3 separate regions of the Homo sapiens genome follow, and all the other regions are linked to region 1. Evidence: read pairs that join two places in POLR2A ChIA-PET (ENCODE). Cell type or tissue: PC-3. All regions are shown on one strand. Links, peaks and the distances in the headings refer to the core of each region. The heading gives the core; the rest is flanking DNA. Region 1 overlaps PIBF1 (progesterone immunomodulatory binding factor 1). Region 2 has its middle 240 kb from the start of KLF5. Region 3 overlaps KLF12 (KLF transcription factor 12).

What was found. ChIA-PET counts read pairs that join two places held together with the same protein. Peaks named below come from ENCODE experiments on the same cell type or tissue, not always from the same donor. Only the 100,000 strongest peaks of a DNase experiment are listed, where the experiment ranks them.
Region 2: POLR2A ChIA-PET joins it to region 1 with 17 read pairs; 2 of 35 experiments call an interaction of 5 or more read pairs at or near these places.
Region 3: POLR2A ChIA-PET joins it to region 1 with 10 read pairs; 2 of 35 experiments call an interaction of 5 or more read pairs at or near these places.

The regions. Positions count from the first base shown.
Region 1 is chr13:72,805,110-72,813,615 of GRCh38, reverse strand. All of the region lies in intron 5 of PIBF1 (progesterone immunomodulatory binding factor 1), which reads right to left. Among named protein-coding and RNA genes, the nearest start is that of PIBF1, 27 kb to the right of the region's middle. In PC-3, for the core only: a CTCF peak has its summit at 4,504 (motif pointing left); no DNase peak of the experiment used is centred there; H3K27ac peaks cover 366 bases.
Region 2 is chr13:73,292,464-73,300,969 of GRCh38, reverse strand. No RefSeq gene overlaps it. Among named protein-coding and RNA genes, the nearest start is that of KLF5, 240 kb to the right of the region's middle. In PC-3, for the core only: no CTCF peak of the experiment used is centred there; no DNase peak of the experiment used is centred there.
Region 3 is chr13:73,812,170-73,820,675 of GRCh38, reverse strand. It overlaps KLF12 (KLF transcription factor 12), which reads left to right. Exons shown (of 8, transcript NM_001400136.1): 5 at 7,389-7,524. Among named protein-coding and RNA genes, the nearest start is that of LINC00393, 150 kb to the right of the region's middle. In PC-3, for the core only: no CTCF peak of the experiment used is centred there; a DNase peak (open chromatin) is centred at 3,745; H3K27ac peaks cover 1,031 bases.

The DNA.
Region 1 (8,506 bases), core at 1,847-6,846:
CCTAAACTAATCACATGAAGAGGCCAAGTGCAAAAGGGAGTAATGTTTTGGTCATATCATCCTGGCTCCAAACTGGTGACTAAAGAAGACTTCAGATGACCCCAGCCTCAGTGAGGTAAGAAAAACTCAGCTGAACCTATCAACCTTCAGAGCTGTGACAAATAATAAATTATTGTGAGACAGCAAGTTTTAGGGTGATTTGTTATGCAGCAATACGTAACTGGAACACTAGCTTTCCCAAAGCTCAAGACTTCCACTCAGATCCAGCTGCCTGCCAGAAGACAGCTGAGAGAGGGATACTTTGAACTGGAAAAGAAAGGAAAAATGACATGCATTCACATTTTCATCTCCTAGAATCCCTTTACTTCCTCCTTTCAACTAAGCCTAAACAGCAATGCTTATTCTATTCAGTAGTTAATGTTGACTATATAATTTAACCTTAAAATAGTAAAATAAGTAGGAGTTCATTTAGCTTTGAGTTTGGCATGACTATGCTCAGTAGTGTGACAACTCTATATTGTCATCATTTTTCTCTATTTGAACTGTGAAACTTTTATTCATACAGTGATGCATGATAGCACCTGGCCTTTATTTGGCTGAAATACCTATCTTACAAATTAAGTTGATGGCTATTTCTTTCTTTTCTTTTTTCTTTCTTTTTTTTGAGGCGGAGTCTCACTCTTACACAGGCTGGAATACAGTGGTGCGATCTTGGCTCACTGCAAACTCTGCTCCCCTACCCCTACCCCGGGCTCAAGCAATCCTCCTACCTGGGACCACAGATGTGTGCCACGACACCTGGCTAAGTTTTTGTTTTGGGGTTTTTTTTTTGTAGTTTTTTGAGACAGGGTCTCATTCTGTCTTCCAGGCTGGACACAATCTTGGCTCACTGCAACCTCTGGCTCCCAGGTTCAAGCAATTCTCTCATCTCAGCCTCCCGAGTAGCTGGGACTACAGGCCTGCACCACCACACCCAGCTAATTTTTGTATTTTTTGGTAGAGATAGGGTTTCACCATGTTGGCCAGGCTGGAGTTTTTGTATTTTTGGTAGAGACAGGGTTTCACCAGGTTGGCCAGGGTGGTCTCGAACTCCTGAGCTCAAGCAATCCTCCTGCCTTGGCCTCCCAAAGTGCTGGGATTACAGCCGTGAGCCACTGTGCCTGGACAGTTGACTACTGTTTTTTTAAACTGTGATCTGTGGTGCTAATGCCATGACAAAATTAAATGCAAACATGGGCAATGACATCATAGTGATAGTACTCTATTATAAATTATTCATTCAGATGAACCATCATATGCATCTGTTAATTTCTGAGGTCATTAAAAAAATTAAATCATAAAGTTAAAAATTATCAAAAAGAACTCTTAGATACTCCAAAACATATCTGTGGAATCTGGCTTAGAAACACTATGCAGATCAAGAGAACGAAGTTATCATGGTATCTCTGGATTTAAACCAAAGTATTTGGTAAGGTCCCTCCTGAGTTTTCCCGTGCCATCATGTAGTGATACATCCTTTTGGCCACTGGGTTCAAAATTTCATCTCAAAACCCAATAAGCCCCTCAAAACTTGCCCCTAAAATTTACAAGTTCCTAGATTTACTAAAGATTATACACACAGTAGCAAAGGGAAAAAAAAGTCTTATGACTCTTTAAAAGATTATGTCTCTTCATACAGCATGTATAAAACAATCAGCTAAATGAAACTTCTTCCCAATTATGTCGTACTTAAAATTGCATTCATTTTAGCTTTCCCATGAATTTTTTTTCCCTCATGCACTTTTATCGTAAGCCATTTGTATTATTTGTAAAAACTTAACAGGTTTGTGAAGGAGCAATTTTTTAGAGGTTTTAGAGGTATAGGCAAGAGAGGGATTTTAGTAAGTCCAAGTTGTAACGTAATAGTGTATGACTTCAATTATATTCTTGAATATGTTAAATATATTAAAACATATTAACTTTATATTGGCGGCAAGAAATGGCATTAATATATACATTTCTCTCTCTTTTTTTTTTTTTTGAGACGGAGTTTTGTTCTGTCACCCAGGCTAGAGAGCAACGGCGCGATCTCCGCTCACTGCAACCTCCACCTCCTGGGTTCAAGTGATTCTCCTGCCTCAGCCTCCCAAGTAGCTGGGATTACAGGTGCCTACCACCACACCCAGCTGATTTTTGTATTTTTAGTAGAGATGGGGTTTCCCGATGTTCAGGTCTTGAACTCCTGACCTCAGGTGATCCATCCACATTGGGCTCCCAGAGTGCTGGTATTATAGCAGTGAGTCATGGTGCCCAGCCAATATATAAATTTCAAATCAGGAAATGTAATTAAAAATTCAAAGTTATTTTTAAATCTCAATTAATAAGTTAACAAAAATAGCTTAAAAAATGATTTGTGGTCAGTGTCCATGAACCCGCCACATTAGAATCTTGGGTTGTTTATTAAAAATTGAGGTTCTGGCTGGGTGCGGTGGCTCACGCCTATAATCCCAGCACTTTGGGAAGCCAAGGTGGGCAGATCACGAGGTCAGGAGATCAAGACCATCCTGGCTAACACAGTGAAACCCTGTCTCTACTAAAAAGATATACAAAAAATTAGCCGGGAGTGGCAGCGTGCACCTGTAGTCCCAGCTACTCGGGAGGCTGAGGCAGGAGAATGGTGTGAACCTGGGGGGCGGAGCTTGCAGTAAGCCTATATTGTGCCAAGGCACTCCAGCCTGGGCAACAGAACGAGACTCCGTCTCAAAAAAAAAAAAAAAAATTGAGGTTCTTAGTTCCACCTCAGACCAAAATAGAACCCATGCAGGTGGCTATGAATCTAAATTTTAAGCAATGCTTATACATTTTAAATTTAATATAAAGAGGCAAATCTATCACTGTTTACTAATTTGTTAAGCATTCTAGGATAATTATAACTGATGGGTATCATCATAAATATGTACCTTACAAAGAAACTTTAAGCTCATCACTTGGATAAGATAAAAAGAAATCTCAGAAAACAGTTAACACTCCCTAAAATATAAAAACTTTAATAAACAAATATGTTTCATCAATGAAATAACTCATTTTCATACAAATAAAATTAACTGAATTACTTACATATGAATACTTAAGATGAACCTCAAGATAATCTTGCAGAATTTTTTAAAGAATGTAACTATGTTTCTAAACAAGGAAGTACTCTTGACAAAATTCTTCTTGCTTCCTAGTTACCAAAGTTCTCATAAGAGAAAAATATTTCACCATTTCCTCATGAAATTTAATAGTTTTATTAAGTGCAGATTCACTAATGCCTTACACTGTATCTCTAACATCACATCCTTTTGATATGAAAAAGCATGCTGAACTAACTCTATAATAGCAAAACAGCAACATATAGCTGAGTTGCATGTGATCAACCAAAATTTTGACCTGCTAATAGAGAAAATTCATAAATAGGAAATAAAGTTATCTATAAGCACTTTTATAAACATAAAGTACCATACACAAGATCATATACATAATGTAACTCAAAATAAGCCAGAATTAGACTACATTACTGACACTTTTAAATAAACTCCGGACTTGAAGTAAAAGATGAGCCCTATTTTCCAGTGTTATAATAGTATCTAGATGTTATTTGCAAATAACTAAAGATCTGGAAAAAATTACAAAAGGAAATCCCAGAAATCCACTAAAACTGCCACTTCAGAAAGAGTAATTTCCTTTTAAAGGTCAAGAATCACATTCTGGCCAAGCGCAGTGGCTCATGCCTGTAATTCCAGCACTTAGAGAGGCCAGGGCAGGCAGATCGCTTGAGGTCAGGAGTTCGAGACCAGCCTGATCAACATGGTGAAACCCCTCTCTACTAAAAATACAAAAATTAGCCAGGCATGGTGGCGCATGCCTGTACTCCCGGCTACTCGGGAGGCTGAGGCAGGAGAATTGCTTGAACCCAGGAGGCAGAGGTTGCAGTGAGCCAAAATCATGCCATTGCACTCCAGCCTGGGCAAGAGCAAAACTCCATCTCCAAAAAAAAAAAAAAAAAAACCAAAAAAAAACCTTCTATTAAATTTCTTAAACAGTTTTAATCTCATACAAACAAAAGCAGAGTCAAATTAACTGTGTAATTGTGTGGCTTTAATGATTTCATGTGGCTTTAACAGAATTTAAAACCCTGAATGTTTTTGGTTTTAACAGAATTAAAAATTCTCAATATTTCTGGTAGGCATAATTATGAAATTAGTGCAATAACTGAGACATCTCTGAATACATATTATGGAACACAAATTTTTGTTTTGATACTCCATTCTCCAAGTTCTAAATATATTAAATTTTACTAGAAAAAGATACTATGTGATTGATTGCAGGCATTTTATATGAAATAATGAATATAAATGAAAATAAGGTAACTAAATGTAAAGCTTTGGGTCTCTAGCTCAAAAATAATCACATTTTCCAAATAGCCCCCAACAGGTTTAATTAAAAAAAAAAAAAAAAAAAAAAAGGGACATATACTGCCCCCAAGTGGTGAAAAAAATTAAGACCATTTTGGATAAGAAAGATCCATAAAGTAAAACGGAAAGACTGAGAGTAATTTTATTTTCTCCAGATTCATGAACTCTCTGTAGAGAATAAACTTTTTAAGTAAAATGGAAAATTTGTTTTCTTAATTGCTGGTCTCAAAACTCAGAGATATGCCTAACAAATACCTTAGTTTCTCTTAGTAAACCACTATGGAGTTGTCATTATTGCTATCATTTTCAGCATTTAGGTGAGTTTCCTGGTATTTTTTGTTTTTGTTTAGTAGCCCTTAGCCTGAGGCCAGTCCCATTCTGTGCCAGGTTGGATGGATCAAGGTGCATGAGAAAATCTTTGGTATTTATGGGAACTGCAGCTGCTCTAAATGAGGAGGAAATTTCAGAGATAGCCAGAGAGGGGAAACTGAATTCTCTGGGTAATTTCTGCTTAAGTATCTGGCTACCCTCTAAACAACATATGTGTAGGACAGACTCTGAGCAGCCCCAATAATACCAAAAAAAATTGAACTGAAATTTGAACACCTGCCCAATAGACAGAGTATGCTGTTTGAGTACAACCAAGTAATTTCCTGCTAAAACAAGAACATCACCACCGTTTAGAGGTACATAAAATGCAGAGTCTCAACAACATAATACTCACAATGTTCTCATCTACACTTACTCGATGGTCTAAACAATTTTAAGTTACTTGACATCTGAAGAAAGAGGAACATGTGACCCATTTCTAAAAGAAAAGACAATCAACAGAGATCAACTCCAAGGTGACCCAGTGTTTGGAATTAGCAGACAAGAATTTTAAAGCTCCTATTTTAACAATTCTCAGTGGTGTAAAGGAAAATATGTTCATAATAAGTAAACAAATAGAGAAATAAAAGCTATAATAAATAACCAAACTGAAATTCTAGAAGTAAAAAATTCCACACTTAAGTACTTACTCAAGAGAAAAAACATGTCCACACAAAAAACCATACTCAAATGTTCTCAGAGCTTTGTTTGTAAAGTCTCTGAATCGGAAATAACTCAAATGCCCATTAAATGGTAAATAACTAGAGCCATTCAATGTAATACCACTCAGTAATGAAAAGGAAGAAATTACTGACAAATGGAAAAAAAAGTTCAGCATTTTCCCATAAAATTAAATGTGACTGGCAGATGGATAGATGGAGAGGTATTTGATAAGACAAATACAATAAAAATGTTAATGGCAGAAATTTACTGATAAATATACTGGTGTCATTGTGAAATTCAAGTTACGTTTGAAAATTTCTATAATAAAATGGCAAAAAATTACACTCTGGGGCAGGTGATCAATTTTGAACATGCTAATTTTGGGAATATAAGCTGATTGATAGTTATTAAAAAGAAAACACATTCATTTATAATCAGTCCACTTACCTTTTGAGACCTTCCTCCAATCTGCCCTACTAGTTTGGTGTTCCACTGCTCAGAAAAACTTTACTGTCTACAAACTTGAGATTATACTTTGTGCTTCCTCATCAATAAATGTATTAAATTTTTTTTTTTGAGACAAACTCTTGCTCTGTTGCCCAGGTTGGAGTGCAGTGGCACAATCTTGGCTCACTACAACCTCCACCTCTCAGGTTCAAGCGATTCTCCTGCCTCAGCCTCCTGAGTAGCTGGGACTACATGTGTTTGCCACCACACCTGACTAATTTATGTATTTTTAATAGAGACGGAGTTTTGCCATATTAACCAGGCTGGTCTCAAACTCTTGACATCAGGTGATCTGCCCACCTCGACCTCTCAAAGTGCTGAGATTACAGGCGAGAGCCACTGTGCCCAGCCCAATAAATGTATTAAAATGTTAAATAATGAATAAGATTGGATTTAACAGTTGTATCTGAAGAATACTTCTATTTTTGTTTTTCATTTAGTTCTTTTTATTCCTTTTTTTTTTTTGGCTCTTATCCTTCACCTACTAAAGAGAAAACAATTTCCTGAGAATTCATGATAACACTTCTTACAAAGTCTGCCCATTTCTCCCAAGAGGTAGAAGCAATTCAGGTATCTATTTATAGATGAATGGATAAAGCAAATGTGGTATATACACACAATGGAATATTATGTAACCTTAAAATAGAAAAAAAAAAAAGCGTAAATTAGTTCAACCTGACTGTGAAAGACAATTGTGGAAGACAGTGTGGTGATTCCTCAAGGATCTAGAACTAGAAATACCATCTGACCCAGCAATTCCATTACTGGGTATATACCCAAAGGATTATAAATCATGCTACTATAAAAACATGCACACATGTTTATTGTGGCACTGTTCACAATAGCAAAGACTTGGAACCAACCCAAATGCCCATCAATGATAGACTAGATACTGTGGCACATATACACCATGGAATACTATGCAGCCATAAAAAAGGAAGAGTTAATGTCCTTTGCAGGGACATGGATGAAACTGGAAACCATCATTCTCCGCAAACCATCACAAGGACAGAAAACCAAACACCACATGTTTTCACTCATAAGTGGGAGGTGAACAATGAGAACACTTGGACCAGGGAGAGGAACATCACACACTGGGGCCTATCAGGGGGTGGGGGACTAGGGGAGGGATAGCATTAGGTGAAATACCTAATGTAGATACGGGTTGATGGGTGCAGCAAACCACCATGGCAGGAGTATACCTACGTAACACTACCTGCACGTTGTGCCTATGTACCCCAGAACTTAAAGTACAATAAAAAAAAAAAAGAAAATTCTGTCACATGCTACAACATGGATAAACCCTGAGGGCATTATGCTAATTGAAACCAATCACAAAGGGGCAAATACTGTAGGACTCTACTCATATGACGAATCTAAACTAATCAAAATCATAGAAACAAAGTTAAAAAATGGTTACCAATGACTGGGGGAGGGGAGAGGGAGAATCAGTGTCTAGTGGGTAGTTTTCAGTGTTGCAACATACAAAAGTACTAGAGATCTGTTGCACAATGTGAGTATTCTTTACTGAATTGTATACATGAAAATAAAGTCTTAAATTTAATGTTATGTTATTCACTGTAATTTTTTAAAAGCCTGCCAATTTTTAAAAGCTAGAATTTAAAACCTGTCAATGGCTTTTTGAAAGTCTATATAATTTGTTCTCTATTTTCTCTTTATATATATGTGAAATATAATTTGTCCATTTGTACCACTCTGTTGACCTTCCCCCATAAGGGGAAGTATTTAACTTGCCTAAGTATTCACTGATCCTAATCTTCATGCATTACACAAGCTCAGTAAGCATAAAAGAGTGCTTTATCAGTTTTAAGTGTGGAGGTCTTTAGTTTCTAGACTCAGGCAGGCAATTTACCAGCTTTCAAGCAATTACACCTACTTCAAGTGCTCTGTTTGATAGCAATATTATACATGTGCTGCAGTTTCAGGTTCATCCTTTAAGTCCCTTAAAATTCTTGGGTGAATACCATCTAGTCATGTTTTTTTCCCCAAAGCTTATATTGTATCCAACTTTAAAATTACATAAAGTCATTAATAAGACTAATGTTGTTTATCTTAAAATATCCAACCTTAAATAAGTATGAGTTGAAGAATAAAATATTTGTTGAATCACTTTATGAAGATCTTTTGAATAATGTCATATGAAAAATTTGGATCATGTCTTATTAAAAGTTAGTAACTTCAGGCCAGGTGTGGTGGCTCATACCTGTAATCCCAACACTTTGGGAGGTCAAGGCGGGCGGATGACGAGGTCAGGAGATCGAGACCATCCTGGCTAACATGGTGAAACCCCGTCTCTACTAAAAATACAAAAAATTAGCCAGGCGTCGTGGCGTGTGCCTGTAGTCCCAGCTACTCGGGAGGTTGAGGCAGGAGAATGGCGTAAACCCAGAAGGCGGAGCTTGCAGTGAACCGAGATCGTGCCACTGCATGCCAGCCTGGGCGACAAAGCGAGACTCCATCTCAAAAAACAAACAAACAAAAATTAGCTGAGTGTGGTGGTGGGTGCCTGTAAT
Region 2 (8,506 bases), core at 2,009-7,008, 490 kb before region 1:
TTTCAAACACCCATAGTTAAAATCTCACTGGCATGGTTAATGATAAGCTACAACAAGACCGGCAGTGTATGCTGGGCCTTGGACAAACTTCAGAGTAGATGAACTCCACTGTATTAGTCAGGGATCTTCAGAGAAACAGGACTGAGATAGGTAGGTAGGTAGGTAGATAGATATATAAATAGAGAAACAGATACAGAACTGAGATAGAGAGGTAGGTAGGTAGGTAAATAGCTAGATGACAGATAGATAGATAGATAGATAGATAGATAGATAGATAGATAGAGATTTATTACAAGGTATTGACTCATATAATTAAGGAAGCTGAGAAGTCCCACAATCCTCCCCAATTAAGGAAGGAAGAGGAAAGCCAGTGGTGTGGTTTGAAGGCCTGAGAGCCAGAGAGCTGATAGTGTCAATTCCAGTCTGAGTCTGAAGGCCTGAAAACCAGGAACACTGATGGCAGGAAAAATCAATGTCCCTGTTCAAGCAGTGAGACAAAGGGAGACAACCTTCCTTTGCCTTTTGTTCTCTTCAGGCCTTTAATGAATTGGATGATGCCCATCTACCTTGGGAAGGGCCATCAGCCTTATTCAATCCACAAATTCAAATGCTAATTTCTTCCAGAAACACCATCAGAGAAATAGTTTCATCAGACATCTGGGTACCACATAGCCTGGGCAAGTTGATACGTAAAATTAACCACTGTATCCACCAAACCATGCTCATTCACACCTCAGTGTCCTTAGGCCCTCTCCTCAATTTTTTTTCTCCTCCCTACCCTGACATTATTTATTCAACGAACAGCAAGAGTGGAAACTAGTACCACCCCTAGAAGCATATATTTTAGCAGACTTCAAAACTTAACCTAGAAGAAGGGAGCTCCTTCAAAAGTATTTTATTCATTCTTACTCCAACTCGACAAATATTTGTTAAGCAGTTACCATGGCACAGATATCACTCCAGATGCTAGGAATACAGCCAGCCCTCTGTATCTGTGGGTTCTGCATTTGTGGATTCAACCAACCACAGACCAAAAATATTTATTTTAATTGGATGGTTGTGTCTGTACTGAACATATACTGAACATACTTAGACTTTTTTTCTTGTCATTATTCCCTAAACAATACAATATAACCACTATTTATGTAGCATTTACATTGTATTTGGTGTTATAAGTAATCTAGAGGTGATTTAAAGCATATGGGAGGATGTGCACAGGTTATATACAAATACGACACCATTTTATATCAGGGACTTGAGCCTTCACAGATTTTGGTATCCAACAGTGTCTTAGAACCAATTCCCCTTGGATACCTACAAATGACTGCACATTGCAGAGCATAAAACTGACACACACACAAATCCCTGCCCTTACGGAGTTTACATTCTAGTGTGCATTTCAGCCAATTGTCAGTCATCTGAAAAATACTTTACAGTACAAAGAAACATCAAAATGTCCAGAAATAACTGAAAACTATGAATCTACAGAGCATCTTTGGGAGAATGTAAATCTAGACTTTGAAAGCCAACCAAATGGGGTTCAAATCCTACCTTACCACCTACTGGGTTTGAGACTGTCTTAGGCAAACTGCTGATTTTTCTCTTCAGTAAAAACAGTACCACTCCTTTAGCATGCAATTATTGAAATAATTGAAAGAATAATGTGTATATATATTCTGAGGGCATAATTTCAGCCTCCTAAGGTTGAATTGCAGTCTGTGTAATACCATTCTGTGAATAAAAATAATCACTAAAGATTGTAGTATGATTTACTACTTATATGGTATGCTTATATTTATTATAATTTTTGTTGGAATGTCTGATCCAGTATTTTGAAATCTCCTTTAGCCTCAGAAAATGAAAGATTTTTTTAATTCACCGGATTCATTTGCAAAAATCAACTGAGCACTTAACAAGTACACTAGGCACTAGATACACAAGGATTTAAATAAAACAGAAATAGAACCAGTTCTCCTGAGCTTACTCTGTAATTGGTGACAAAAACGATAAATAAGTAAACATTTAAATAAACTTATAATTGCAAATTGTAATTTTATCATCAAGTTCAAAAACAGCCCTCCTCACTGGCCCTTGTCCTCCCTTTTGGTCTCCTTTGAAGCTTTTCTCTAACAATATCTCCTCTGTTATTTCATGAACCTGTCTGTTTCTACTTAATCCTTTCTCTCAGTATAAAAGCAGACTGAAGCCTCTCATCCTGAAGCAACAGCAATGGCACTGTCCCAGGATCATGTGCCCTCTGCTAATGGATAATGCCTTATTTTCTCCTTATCTTTTGCAGCCAAACTTCATGGTCTGCACTTCTGTTAGCATGTGTTATCATAGGCCGTCTCCTACTCCTTGCAGGTAATGCCACACATTCCTGCCCTTCTACTGCACTTGACTCTGTGGGCCATTCTCTCCCATTCAAAATTCCTCTTTGGCTTCAGTGATGCCATGCTTTTCTGACTTTGGCCTCTCTCAATTTGCCTAGCCGATTCTTTGTTTTCTTCTCTACCGTTACGTTTCTCAGGAGTCTTTCATTGATCCATTTCTCTGCTCCTCTACATACATTCTCCCAAGAAGTGAGCTTCTATTCTTAGGGTTTCACTGCATTTAACATGTCTTTATTAGCTGGTCCCTTCACTGCAATGATCCATCCTCAGACTTTCCTCAGGTAGCTACTATTGTATTCTTCAAAACTATTTCAAGGATGATATCTGCCAGAAAAGTTCTTCTTGAAGGTTCTAGTCTCCATTAAATGGATTTTATCCCAAATCCTGTAACATTCAGGGTATTTCCTAGCTCTTTCATCTTAGAAACAAGCAAATAAACACATTCCCTTGACCCTATATCTTCCTTGAGTTACAGTTCCATAGCTCTGCTTCTTTTCTAAGAACTAAGAAAAGAACTAAGGTGACCAGAGGTACCAGTTTCCCCAGAACACTCCTGTTTTATACCTGTTGTCCTGGTATAGTGTCTGGTTTAGCATTTGTCCCAGGTTTTTTCACTCTTTAGAATGAGGTAATATTACTATAGTAATAGATACATTGAAATAAGTGGGAATGGCTGTGATCAACCTCTCATTTTGTACTTTAAGCAACTGTCATAGGCCCAGCTTATAGTGTGTGAGCCAGATGCTCAGTGAACAGAATTCTCATTTTAACATTTTGTAAAACCTGAAAGCAGCTGTAACTCATCTCTTTTTCCTTGACTCTTTTGTCAAGGAATGGAAGTACAACCTTGCCTTCAGGAACGATATACCATTTGCTGGCTGGTAGAACAAAGACGCTCACACATGAGTAGCTGAGGACAACTAACTCCTTCTCCTTCCAAGTGCAGCTGCTGCCCTGCTAGGCTTTGCTGCACCAGCCAGTTCATCTGTGGCCTACGCCATGAACTAAGAGAATCACAAAGTTGACAGGTCTCCAAATGGCGGTGTCATCGAGGAATGTGAGAAATCATAGACTAGATATAGTTGAAATACATAAAGGAATGGAAACAGAGTAGTCCTATCTTAAAGCATCTAAATAGCATAGATCTATTTATTTATTTTATTGTTTGATACAGCCCTTTCTAATTTTCAATAAACTCTTTTGGTAACAATGAACTAAATAATGAAAATGCCATGTTCAATGAAAAATTAAGTTCTGAATTTTCATTTCTCAGAAAACACTTAGTGAAGAATGTTTGTTGACATTAACACAGAATGCAAATTTCACAAAAGGTTTGTTGTCATTAACGTCTATCATGGGGGCCCAAAACAGAAGACACATAAGTAAAAAAAAATCAGCATCCATTGCAAGAGTTAAATACTGAGTTTTAAAAGACTATGCCCAAAAACAATTTTACCTCTGTAGCTACAGAAGATGCATTTGCATATCATTCTATGAGGCACGACTTTTCATTTTGATCAAATGTTCTTATAAATACATTTTGCCCATTTTCATTCCAAGTTTTCTTTTACATTTGTGAAAAGTGAAGTGATACTAATAATGTGTTGATTTCATTAGCAAAAGAGTTTTGCAAACATTAAAATGGTGCTCGTTTTATATCAGTACTATTAGATACTCCAAATTAAAAAGTCAAATAAGTTAGGGCTGAGCGTGGTGGCTCACGCCTATAATCCCAGCACTTTGGGAGACCAAGGCAGGTGGATTGCTTGAAGCTGGTATTTCTAGACTAGCCTGACCAACATGGCGAAACCACTTCCCTACTAAAAATATTTAAAAAAAAATTAGCTGGGCATGGTGGTGCATGCCTGTAACCCCAGCTACTCAGGAAGCTGAGGCACAAAATTCACTTGAACCAGGGAGGTGGAGGTTGCGGTAAGCTGAGATCATGCCAATGTACTCTAGCCTGGGTGACAGAAGGAAACTCTGTCTCAAAAAAAAAAAAAAAAGTTAATTCCATTAATGGTTTAGTTATTTAGTTCATTCTATGGAATATAGTGACATTGTTAGAGGGTCATTCTGTAAAGGATGAAATACTTGACATCATTGTGAGTATTATTGCAAATTCGGTTAAAGTTCAAATTAAAAATCAAATCATTTGTTTTCGTGATTATAATACAGAAACAAATTTTGGTGGAGCATAGTGTCATGATTAAAAAGTGTGTTCTATGGCTGGGCGTGGTGGCTCATGCCTGTAATCCCAACACTTTGGGAGGCTGAGGCGAGTGGATCACTTGAGGTCAGGAGTTCAAGACCAGCCTGGCCAACATAGTGAAACCCTGTCTCTACTAAAAATACAAAAATTAGCCGGGCATGGTGGTGCACGCCTGTAATCCCAGCTACTCAGGAGACTGAGGCAAGAGAATCACTTGAACCTGGGAAGCAGAGGCTCCAGTGAGCCGAGATCACGCCACCGCCCTCCAGCCTGGGTGACAGAGCCTGACAGAGCCAGACTCCGTCAAAAAAAAAAAAAAAAAAATAGAGAGAAAGAGACTACTGTCACTCTTTTGAGCAGCAAAATTGCATACAAAAGTGTGTAATAGTATACTGATCATAATGGAAACATTTTCATATTTACTGAAAGTAACTGGACTACTAAATAATTAAATATCAAAAGTATTTCAGCATAGAAGTAAATTATTTCTTTACTGCCTGACATAAACGAGTTTAGAAGTATCTTCTTGAAATATTACTTTGTAAATCAAAGTGTTCTACAATGGTATTGTGCTTATTGTAAATGAACCCTTTAAATTTTGGTTGTATTTTGTTTGAAATCAGCAGAAAGTCTTTAAACAAAACAGTCAATCAGTGAAGAACCAAAAAATCTTCAAATTTTTAGGCTTTTCACAAATTTCAAAATTGAAATAAAGCTTATGAATATGAAGGCATTGAAATTGATACCTACAAAAGCAAGGAGAAAATGAATATATTCAGTGATTACCCCATTTTTTATACAAGATCTGATTGTGAAATTTTGTAATTGTGTTCTAGACTGCCTTACCTTTCTGGAGCATATTTTCATAGAGCTTCTTTTTTATTGAATAAACTTATATTTTATACAAGGTAAAAAGAAATTGAAAAGGCCTATGCTTTTATGGCATAAAATTTGTACAACAATCAAGAGAATTATAAACTGAGATGGACATATTAGAGAATTTTGCCATAAAATTATTTGAAAAGAAAGCTAATTTGAATGGAGGGCAAAAGACAATAAACATAAACAAAATTAAGCTCAAATATTTGAGCTCAAATATTTAAAAATGAGACTTGGGATGTCCTCAATTAACAGAGTTTGCTTTGAGCTTACCAGGTATCACAGCACCAGTAAAGAGAGTATATTCTGGGCCAGGCATGGTGGCTTACACCTGTAATCCCAGCACTTTGGGAGGCCAATGTAGGAGGATCACTTGAGACCAGGAGTTTGAGACCAGCCTGGGCAACATAGCAAGACCCCTACAAAAGATCTCTACAAAAAAAAATTTTTTTTAATCATAAAATATATATGTATGGTAGGCACGCCTATAATCACAGCACTTTGGGAGGCCAAGGCAGGAGAATCACGTGAGCTCAGAAGTTCAAAAATAGTCTGGGAAACATAGTGAGACCTAGTCTCTACAAAATATTTAAGAAATTAGCCAGGCATGGTGGCACGTGCCTGTAGTCCTAGCTACTCAGGAGGCTGAGGTGGGACTATCGCTTGAGCCCCAGACGTGGAGGCTGCAGTGAGCCATGATAGCACCACTACACTCCAGCCTGGGTGACGGAGTGAGACCCTGCATAAAAAAAAAAATTTTAAATTAATAGAAAAAACAAAGAGAAGCTTTTGTTATATCATTGGTGAGCACTTACATTAAATCACATCTGCTCTGTACACTCCAAAAGAGTGGATTTGTCAGATAGAAAAACACAAAACTCTGGGAGGCTGGAGTGGTTGTTATTATCTGCTAAGTAGCCCAAAGCACCTCATATTTTTTATCTAACTTTCAACATTAAATTCCATAAGAGTTACAGGTGGAAATGGGAAATATTTTCATTACCATCACATAATTTTATAAGTAAGGAGCTTTATATTTTATAAGTCAGGAGTTTTCTGTTTTGTTTTGTTTTTGAGACAGTGTCTTGCTCTGTTGCCCAGGCAGACACTGTACTGTCGCCAGTACAGTGGTGCAATCATGGCTCACTGCAGCCTTGATCTCCTGGACTCAAGCAACCCCACCCCACCTCAGCCTCCCAAAGTGCTAGGATTACAGGCATGAGCCACCATGCCCAGCCAGCTCAGTAGTTTTCAAAGCTCAATGTACAGGTCATAAATCTGTTTAAAATGCAGATTGCTACATTCTACTCACAGATAGTCTGATTCAATAGATCAGCATGGAGCCTGGGAATCTGCTTTCTTAAGTCAATGGCAAGTGCTTTATGGCAGGTGGTCATTAAACCGACTTTGAGGAATCATGAGAGCGGCATCACAAAGGCAAAGGGGTACAGCATGGGGAGTCTGGAGATGCCAAAGTCAACCTCCACTGACCTCCCGGCGGTACCAAGGGCTGGTGGGGAGGCGTAATGACTGTGGGTAAAGTGATTTCATATCTTTGGGTGGAAAATCATCTGAGCATGCCAAATATCAATATTGTGTTTCATTTGAGATTCTCTGTTCGCTTTCTCCTGCCACACCTTTCAAACTGTGGTGACGGGAACAATAACAAGCCTGTGTTATTTGGCTTCATCAGAGCTATTTCTTATATATCTCCTTAAAATCGTGTGTTCATTGTTAGACACATTTAAATTTATAAACATGATGTGATTGGGAAAAAATGGTAGATATTTACTCTTTGACTTTTCTCCATGATTGTCCTTTTTCTTTCTTTCTTTTTTTGATCTCAAGAATATGCACATTTCTGCTAAGTAGCCTAAAGTGCCTCACATTTTTATCTAACTTTCAATATTAAATTCCATAAGAGTTACAGGTGGAAATGGGAAATATCTTCATTACCATCACATAATTTTATAAGTAAGCAACATGGATCAGAGTAAAAAGGGAAAAATTAATCACAGCAAAAAAATGTAAGCTGGTCTTTATTTATCAAAGAGAAGTGTTGAAGTAAGGTGGGAGGGGAACTACGGTCAGCCCTTCTATCCATGGTTTCCCCATCCATGGATTCAGACAACCATGGACTGAAAGTATTTGGTAGAAGGGGGATTATTCCACAAAGTTCCAGAAAGCAAAACTTGAATTTGCCATGCACTAAGTACTACACTGAATCCACATGAATGAAATGATATGTAGGCATTTGTATTAGGTATGTTAAGTAACCTGGAGATTATTTAAAGTATATAGGAGATAGGCTGAGCACAATGGTTCACACCTGTTATCCCAGTATTTTGAAAGGCTGAAGTCAGAACACCTCTTGAAGCCAGGGGTTCAAAACTAGCTTGGGCAACAAAGCGAAACCCTGTCTCTGCAATGTATATATACATACACACACACACACACACACACACACACACACACACACACACACATATATGCCAGGTATGGTGGCAGGAACCTATGGTCCTAGACACTAGAGAGGCTGAGGCAGGAGGATTGCCTGAGCCCAGGAATTCATGACTACAGTGAGCTATGATTGCATCACTGTACTCCAGCCTGAACAACAGAGCTAGACCTTATCTCAAAAATAAAATATACAGAAAGATGTATTAGGTTATATACAAATACTATGCCATTTTATATCAGGGACTTGAGCATCTGTGGATTTTGATATCTGCAGGGGATCCTGGAGCCAGTCCCCTGTGCATACCAAGGGATGACTGAAGACAAAGTATCTAGTCCTGCTTATGGTCCTGGCCAGTTGTTTGGCCTTATAAAAACCATGTGAACTCTTCTGAGTCTTGGAGATCAATTAGATGAATGCCGATGCCCTCTCACAAACTAACATCAATAAATATGTCTGATTGCATTCTTCTATTAAAAGAGAATTCAACAAAATACAGTGAAATATAAATGCAGCCAATTCTTGTTTATCTCTTTTAATAGAGGAAAGTATTACTGTAAATCA
Region 3 (8,506 bases), core at 1,245-6,244, 1.0 Mb before region 1:
ATATTATATCTACACAGTACCAACATCCCAAGATTTACATAACTGATTGAACTTTTAAATAGTCATCTGGGGTTATGGCCATCACAGTTGCTGCTCTGTAGAGGCATTAGCATTAGCAAAAGTAAAGGAAACAAGAAACAAGGCATTGTCGAAACATTAGTAAACAAAACAGGACCCTGGAGAGCTATTTCTAATCTTGGAGTTCACCGTCCTTTGAGTCAAGCTTTATTTACTCATGAATGTTTCTCTCACTATCTGTCTTGATGTGCTAGGAAAATAGTCTGTTTGAACAACTGATATTCTGAAACCAAATGAAGTCAGAATATCACTTGTACAAATATATTAGGAAGGACGTGCCACATAGACCTTGATGTAACCAAGTCCTGAGTTTTAACTGATTCTGTGTGCAGCCAGCAGGAGGTGACCAAGGAGAAAAAAAGCTAGTGTTGTTTTTAGGGAATGTTAATGTCATAGATGATTCCTGTGTGTGTGGCTCCAGCTGAATCCCCCACTATGCTCCAGGCAGAGATAGCCAGAGGGATCCTTATCAAATGATAAAATTTTGTATCATGTCATCCTTCTGCTCAGTACCCTCCAATGGCTTCCCTTCTCACCCAGAGCAAAATTCAAAAGCCTATGTCACCCTCCAAGGCCCTCTGTACTCTGCATGCCCTCCTCTGCCTCCTCTCTCTGTCCTCATCCAGTTCCCTGTATTGGTTCCAGCCACAGCTTCCTTGCAGGTCCTCAGGCACATGAAACACATTCCTACTTTATCACCTGTGCACCTGTTATCTTCTCTGCCTGGAATGCCCCTCACCCTACAAACAAAACCCAAAAACCCTCACCTGCAAGCTTCTCTTACTCAATTCCTTCAAGTCCTTGCTGAAGTATCTTCTTCTCCATGTGGCCTTTCCTGGCCACCATCTCAAAAATTGTCCACTGCCACTATGCAACCCCATCTGCTTTCCCTGCTTCATTTTTCTATATGGCACTTACTATCTGACGTAGTATATATTTTTCTTTTTTGTTAATGATCTGTATCTCTGCAGCATGAGAGCAGGAATTTTAATCTGTTCACTCTTTTTCACTCTTCTTTCTCCAGCCAGAAGACTGCTTGCTACCTCGTAGGTGTTCAATAAATATCTGTTGACTAAATACATAAATGATGTAAATAAGTAGTAGTTTTATATATTATCCAATATGTGTTCTGCCTCTGTAATGGTATTTTCAGTTTAGGTACACGTGAAAAGAAAACTGCCTAATTTGAATAGTCCAGGAGATGGTGAGAGATTTAGAAGGAGTGTTATAGAAGGGAATGAGTGAAGAAGCAGTAAATTTACTGTCAGGGTAAAATGGAATGATGATTGACTACTAAGAGCCAGGCCAGGACTAAGTGCTTTGCATGTATTATCTTCTTTACTCCTTAGAGCAGCAGTAGCAGGAGAAGAAACTGAAGATTCCCGGTGCAAAATCATTGCCCAAGGTCAGATGTTGCAAATGACAGGGCCAGAAGTCATCCCATGTTCCCTGAAGCCAGAGCCATGTTTTTATCCTAAAGAAGCTTCCTGACCCTCCTTTTCTGGAACAATTTCTGCATAGAATGTGTTGGAGGAGGATTCTTCTACCTACTGATACTATGAATTTTCCCAAACATTCCTCCCCAAACATTCATTTTTCCCTTTGTTCCTGCACTCCCCCTCTGCCCTCCTTTCTAGAATAAACCAGCAGCTCTCCTGGAAGCCGGGGTTTCTCTAACTGGGACATGTTTCAGCCTTGGCAGGGCGAACAATTAGGGCACCTGCAGATAGCAGGGAGCCTGTCCGTAGCTAAAAGAGGGAGAAAAGAGGTCCATCAGCCCTGTGGCGCCTGCCTGGGCAGCCACTTCACACCTTCCATCTGTGTATGGCCCTCTCCTCTCCAGCCCTGGCGCGTGGAGGTGAAGGGATTCAGTATCTGCTTCTGGGATTCATTCCTGTTAGGAAATGTTAGTCTGTAAGTTTTCATATATGTTCTTAGATTGTTGTGTCGTACACATTTAATATTGCAACCTATAGAAATAGAAGAATGTCCTTTTCCTTAAGAGTGGGTGCATAGGCAAGTTTACTTCAACAGAAGTTAGAAGAGTGTTTGGTCTTTAGACAGCAGGCAGGCTGGGGTGAGGGGAGGTGAGAATGAATTAGTGTCCCCTGCATCTGTGTCAGTCTACTATTACATGAGGGGAGGAAACAAGCAAAGTTTAAATGTCTCATGTGAGCTGAAGAGAAAAAACATGAAATATACCTTTGGGTGACCATACACCAGTGAGAACCCACCCATATGAGCATCCTATCAAGTCTCAGCTGAGGAGAAGAGCTGAAAAAGTGTTCGGCCGGCGCAGTGGCTGTCGCCTGTAATCCCAGCTACTTGGGAGGCCAAGGCAGGAGAATTACTTAAATCTGGGAGGCGGAGGTTGCAGTGAGCCGAGATCGCGCCATTGCGCTCCAGCCTAGGTGACAGAGTAAGACTCCATCTGAAAATAAATAAATAAAAATAAATAAGTGTTGTTCATCATAACTAAATGGCCCCTTAGGGCCCAAGAAGAACCTTAGCTGCACAATACTGAAGGATCAAAGAAGATACTGCAAAAGCCAAAACACCTGTAAATACATTTGAATATTTTGAATTGAAAAGTAAATGATGCAGAATGCAGTAGGTAGCTTTTATGTCACTAAAACAAGGTTGGTTCTTGGGAGGAGAATAAAGAAGAATGTTGTTAAAAGTAAACAAATCTAATTTTGCACATCTTAATTGGCTTTAATTTGATTCCAGAATCAGACAACAGTCTAGACCAAAAATGTTCAGAATGCTTCACCCTACGGCATATGCAGATTATATTTATAGCCAAAGAAAAGGAGGTGACATGCAGAAAATGGAAGTGAGGTACAGAGACAGCTCCGTTGGTTAAAATGCAGCATATGCCTTAATTGAATCTGGTTTCAACAGTTGGCCATCTTTGATTGACCGAAACTCAGCTACTTGTTGCAAGAGGAGGTTACGGTCTGTTTCCACGTCAAGTTAGGTTACAGTTCACTATGTACAGAAGAAACTTTAGGCCAAACTTAAAACATGTATAGAGGCAGCTTTAGGCCAAACTTAATTCAATTTAATATTGTTGTAGGCTGACTGTAATTGTAGTTGTAGTTCATCTCCATCATTGCTAGGAAATCTCTAGAAGGAGCTGGGAGAATAACCTGGTGCACTAACTTTTTATTGCTGCCCTACAACTAACCCTAAAATTTAGTGGAATAAAATAGCAAGTCTTGTCTTTTTCTTTCTTTTTTTTTTTTGTTTTTCTTTTTTTTCTTTTCTTTTTTTTTTGAAACAGGATCTCACTCTGTTGCTCAGGCCTGGAGTGCAGTGGTGTGATCGTAGCTCACTGCAGCCTCAACCTCCTGGGCTCAAGTGATCCTCCCACCTCAGCCTCCCAACTAGCTGGGACTACAGGCATATGCCACCACACTCTGCTGATGTTTTAAATTTCTTGTAGAGGTTGGGTCTCACTACGTTGTCTGGGCTGGTCTCAAACTCCTGGGCTCAAGCAGTCCTCCTGCCTCAGCCTCCTAAGGTGCTGGGATTACAGTGGTGTGAGCCACTGCACCCAGCCTAAAACAGCAGGTATTTTATTTGCTCAAATTCTGTGAGTCAGAAATGTGGCATGGGTTTAGCCAAGAGGTTTTCAAGCAGGTCTCACCTGGGGTCACTCATGGTGTAGTCATCTGGTGACTGTAATGTAGCTGGTGAGTCTAAAATGGCTCACTGACATGGCTCACAGTGGGATTGGCCGCCTGCTGAGCAGCATGTCTCCTATAGGCTCTCCCGGGCTTCTTCACAAGTTGACTAGGTTCTAAAAAGAGCAAGGGAAAAGGGGAAACCCAAGGTGCAAGTGCTTTTCAAGCCTCTACTTGTGTCACATTTGCTAATGTCCCATTGGTCACTTCAAGTCTTAGAGCCAAGCCCAGAGTCATTGTTGAGAAGTGGCCACATCAGGGCATGGATACAGACAGACATGATTTATTGGAGGGATCGTTATAGTAACAATCTACCATAGGAGAGTATTTGAAAATCAGAGTATATCAGTTCAACTTCAGGTGTTGGGTTCTGAAATTTTCTCCCCAGGATTTTGACACATGGAATGAAACTCACGTAGGATTCCAGAACACCTCCAACTCCGAGGAATGACACCTCTACCAGCAGTGAGCTGGGTTACCCAAAACTGTCTGATCCCTTTTTCATTAAAGAGCAATAAAATCTTAAGTGTAAATTTTTTTCAGGTGTTTATAGATCATCTCCTGTTCTCTTACTTACAGAGGCTGATATTTTTTTGTTTCTGGTGTCCAGATAACTTTCTTTGGTCTTTAAATGGGCATGCCAGAGAATCAGTCCTTCCTAAATGGGCTGAGATGCTCAAAGACTGATGGAGGTTAACTAGGGTTGATGTCCCTATTCTACATTTAATAAAAATAGAGTGGAATTATGCAAGTATGCAGATAAGCTAATCATCTGACCTAATCAGCAATGCAGATTTTGAAAAGCCTTTCTAATTACTTCCTCAGCTTGGCTGAAGGTATGGGTAAAAAGATTTTCCCAGCATGATGGTAGCAGATGTATTTCATAATATTTATTGAAAATATTGGAAAGAAATCCTCAATTATGCTCCTGAAAAGTACATCAAAAAGATATCATATTTAACATATTTTAAACTTTCATTAAGATACAAACATAACATAATTAGATGATCATGTAACAACTCTCACACAAGGTTTTGGAATCTTTCATACAATTAGACTTTAACTTTCAGAGCCAGATTGCTCATGGTTAACTGCCTCTATCTTCCTTGAGTTGTATTACTTACTATAAGAGCTCTAGTTGTCTTGGACAAAATGGTACTATCAGAATATTTTCTTTTTTCTTGGCTGTTTGCAAATTTGGTATCTTGGCAAAGGCATCGTAGTGCATGATGTTTCAACAACTTTAAATGTTAAATTTTTGACATTTACAGGTGTATGCAACACCATACAATATGTGATTTGGAAGCTTAGATAGATCTGATATTCATTTTCTTGGCTGGCTTTGAATAGTTGTGAATGGCTGTTAAATGAATCATTCTAGAACAGGATTGCCCCAAAAGAAGCTATCTATGAGTTCCTAGCTGAATTCATATTATTACACAAAGTCATTCCTGGATCCTACGTTCCTTTAGTGTTGGTTGTTCATCTTGACCTTCCATTCTGTGAGCTGCCCATTATCTTTCCAGTACATCCCTTTTAATATAAGTTAGCCTGAGCCAATTTCTGTTGCCTACAGCGAAAATAAATCTTAAATGATAATGGTTCCTTCAAGTGCCCTTCGAGTGACTGGGTAGTTAAGCTGTCTGTTACCAGATAGTGATGGAACTGGTTGCTTTGCCCTACAGTTTCTCCAACATCCCTCTTCTAGTGGATCTCCTCCAGAGATCAGATGGAAAACAAACAGTCTTTTTGTCTCATAGCTGGTGGTACAAAGAAAATATTCAAAAGCTCTTAATGAATATTATTGCCTAATTCCTAACATTTGAGGAGGTACAGAGTCACATGACAGTGATTTTTTTTTTTTTAAGACAAGGCCAGAAAATATGGATAATCTGGTATGTGACAATTTCCTTGTTAGCCATGTTGAAATGAGAGCATAGTTGCATAGGAACTGAAAGTCATAAACTGTGACACGTTTTTATGTCCAGACTCTTAAATCCCTAGATCAGTTCCTCAACCTGGGTACTTCTGCCATTTTGGACTGGTTCAGTCTTTGCTGTGAGAGGCTGACTGTCCTGTGCATGGTGGAATGTCTACAATATCCTTAGCGTCTGCCCACTAGATGCCAGTAGCACCCTCCCTATCCCCCGCCCCAAGTTGTGACAATCAGTAATGTCTCTGGATGTTGCCAGGTGTCTCTTGGGAGGCAAATTTGCCCTTGGTTGAGGACCATTACTTTATATTATTTGAATTATCTTCTTTTAAATTTAGTATTTACCAAACACTTCCATTGTGCAAAGCACGTTTTGGTATATTTATATTTAAAGTCAGGATGTGTATCAAATACACGGGTGCACACGAGGTTCACTAGATGTAAATTCTTTCCTAACCAAGTGTAGTTAGAAACGTGATGAAATATGTTGAAACCGTCTAGGTATAGTTTTTCTAGCCAGACTGTAAATATTAGACACAATCATCCGAAGTTGCCATTTCGTGGGTAAAAATGGTACATTCTCAGCAATTCCATGTGGTTCGGTGTAATGTATGATACACAGTAACCAAAAAAAGTGATTTGAGACCAAAAAAATGAAATTATGAAATGTACCCAAATGTCATTATGACCATGATTTCACCTGCATTTTGCCTTCCCCCGCAAGCAGTGGTGGTTTTAGAAATCTTAGGCAGCCATACAATTTAACAGTGTGGGTGTGTAGCTCATGTGGTACTTTTCATTGAAAAGATATGCCTAGTTTGTGCGTGAAGCGAGGGCTGATAGAAATTCTGGGCAGTGGTTGCTAAATCTCTTCACAGGGAGAAGGAGATGGAAATGAAATGTAATTTTTAAAAATATGTGTTAACATATGTTGACAGTAAGTAACCCTCTCATTTGAAAGATCTGATAGTCTTGGTCAACAGGGGTCAGAACATTGTGCCGTTTCCTGCTTTGGCAAATTCACGATTGGAGAAGAATCATATCTGGAAAAGTAAAACAGGATAGAGTTCAAGAGCACTGTTAGCACATATAAACAAGATTTCTAAAATGCTACCACTTCTGCCATTTTTATGCCTTCAAATCCCACCTTATAGTAGTAATGAACTTGGAAACAGTGATTCACTGAAGTAAGAAAAATACGTATACTTTCTTTTAGTCACGCAAGCCCTGTTCTTTTAACTTATTATGAGAGCTATAAGCAACTAATATCTCCTTTCCGCATGCTCTCTACCTTCCAGGGAGAGTGCTAATGAGCAGTGAAATGGCCAGAGCTCTGGCAGCAGAAGCAAGGAGGAGGAGAAACCAGAGGGTTGAACAGTAGCTCAGGAGCTACGTTATCAGCTTTTGACCACTCAGGAGTTGGTAATATTGTGGATTTCGTAGTTTCTATTCTATAACCATACCCTGAAATTCTTGAGAGCTGGTTTAGGTTTTGTAACTCCAATGAAGGGAAAAAGAATCAGTAAGTACTCAGAACATAAAACCTGGAGCTTTCACTGATTCCTGTGATGTCTAGAGAATTCCATTTGCATGATATGCACAGAAGTTCCATACTTGATGTTGGTCCAGGACAAGGTTAACTTTCTGCGCACTGATTTTAATTCATTATATATGCCTTTTCTCTCCAGCACAAATGGACCCCCGAGGCCTATCTCCCAGACAAAGTAAAAGTGACAGTGATGATGATGACCTGCCAAATGTGACCTTAGATAGCGTTAATGAAACTGGATCTACGGCCCTTTCCATAGCCAGAGCAGTACAAGAGTAAGTATCACATTCACAGGATGAATTAAGAATTGCCAAGGTGTTCAATGGATAATGGAAACTGCAGCATCTCCTGTCCCCCAGCCATGTCATTCTAGCTGTGAACTGGCACGAATGTCAGCAGCTTTTCATTCAGCTGAATGCTCTTTGGGAGATTAGGGCAGAGAATGGAGTGTTTTAATGAGTTGGAAATTCATGCTTTGATGAGATATAAGACCTATGTGCATCTTTTCTAATACCTCCTGCACCCTTCTCCTGAACTCTGCAAAAAAAAAAAAATTGTTATTTTTGAATGTCACTATTTGATTATCATCATCATTATTATTACACAAAGTCAAGGGAAATATGGCAAAGTATTGTTATCTTGTTTTGATAGGAAATTACAGAATAGCTTTTTGGAAGATTTAAATTTGGAAAATAATATGTTCATCCTTTGAAAAGTAGTACTCATATGTTATTTTTAAATGAATCTTTTCTCTGTCCTTTTACCTGGACCGCAGGGTTAGATTTCAGCCCTCGTTTATTGAAAATAGCTGCTTTTCTATCAGTCAACCTTGTACCTAGAATTGAACCTAAATGATTGAAAAAAAAAATCCATGTTTTTTTTTGTAGAATAATTTTTTCAGCTTTATTGAGGTCTAATTGACACATTAAACTTTATATACTTAAAGTATATGTGCTGATTTAACATACATGTACATAGTGAAATGTTTACCACAATTAAGTTAATTAATACATTCCTCACCTTACATAGTTTTTTTTTTTGTGAGAATGCATAAGTTCTACACTCCTAGAAAATTTCAGGTATACAGTACAGTATTATTAACTGTAGTCACCATGCTGTATATTAGGTCCTAAGAATTTCTTCTTCTTCTATCTGCAAATTTGTACCCTTTGACCAGTATCTCCTCTTTTCTCTGACACCCCAGCCTCTGGCAGCCACCATTCCTCTCTGTTCCTATGAATTCAACTTTTTAAAAAA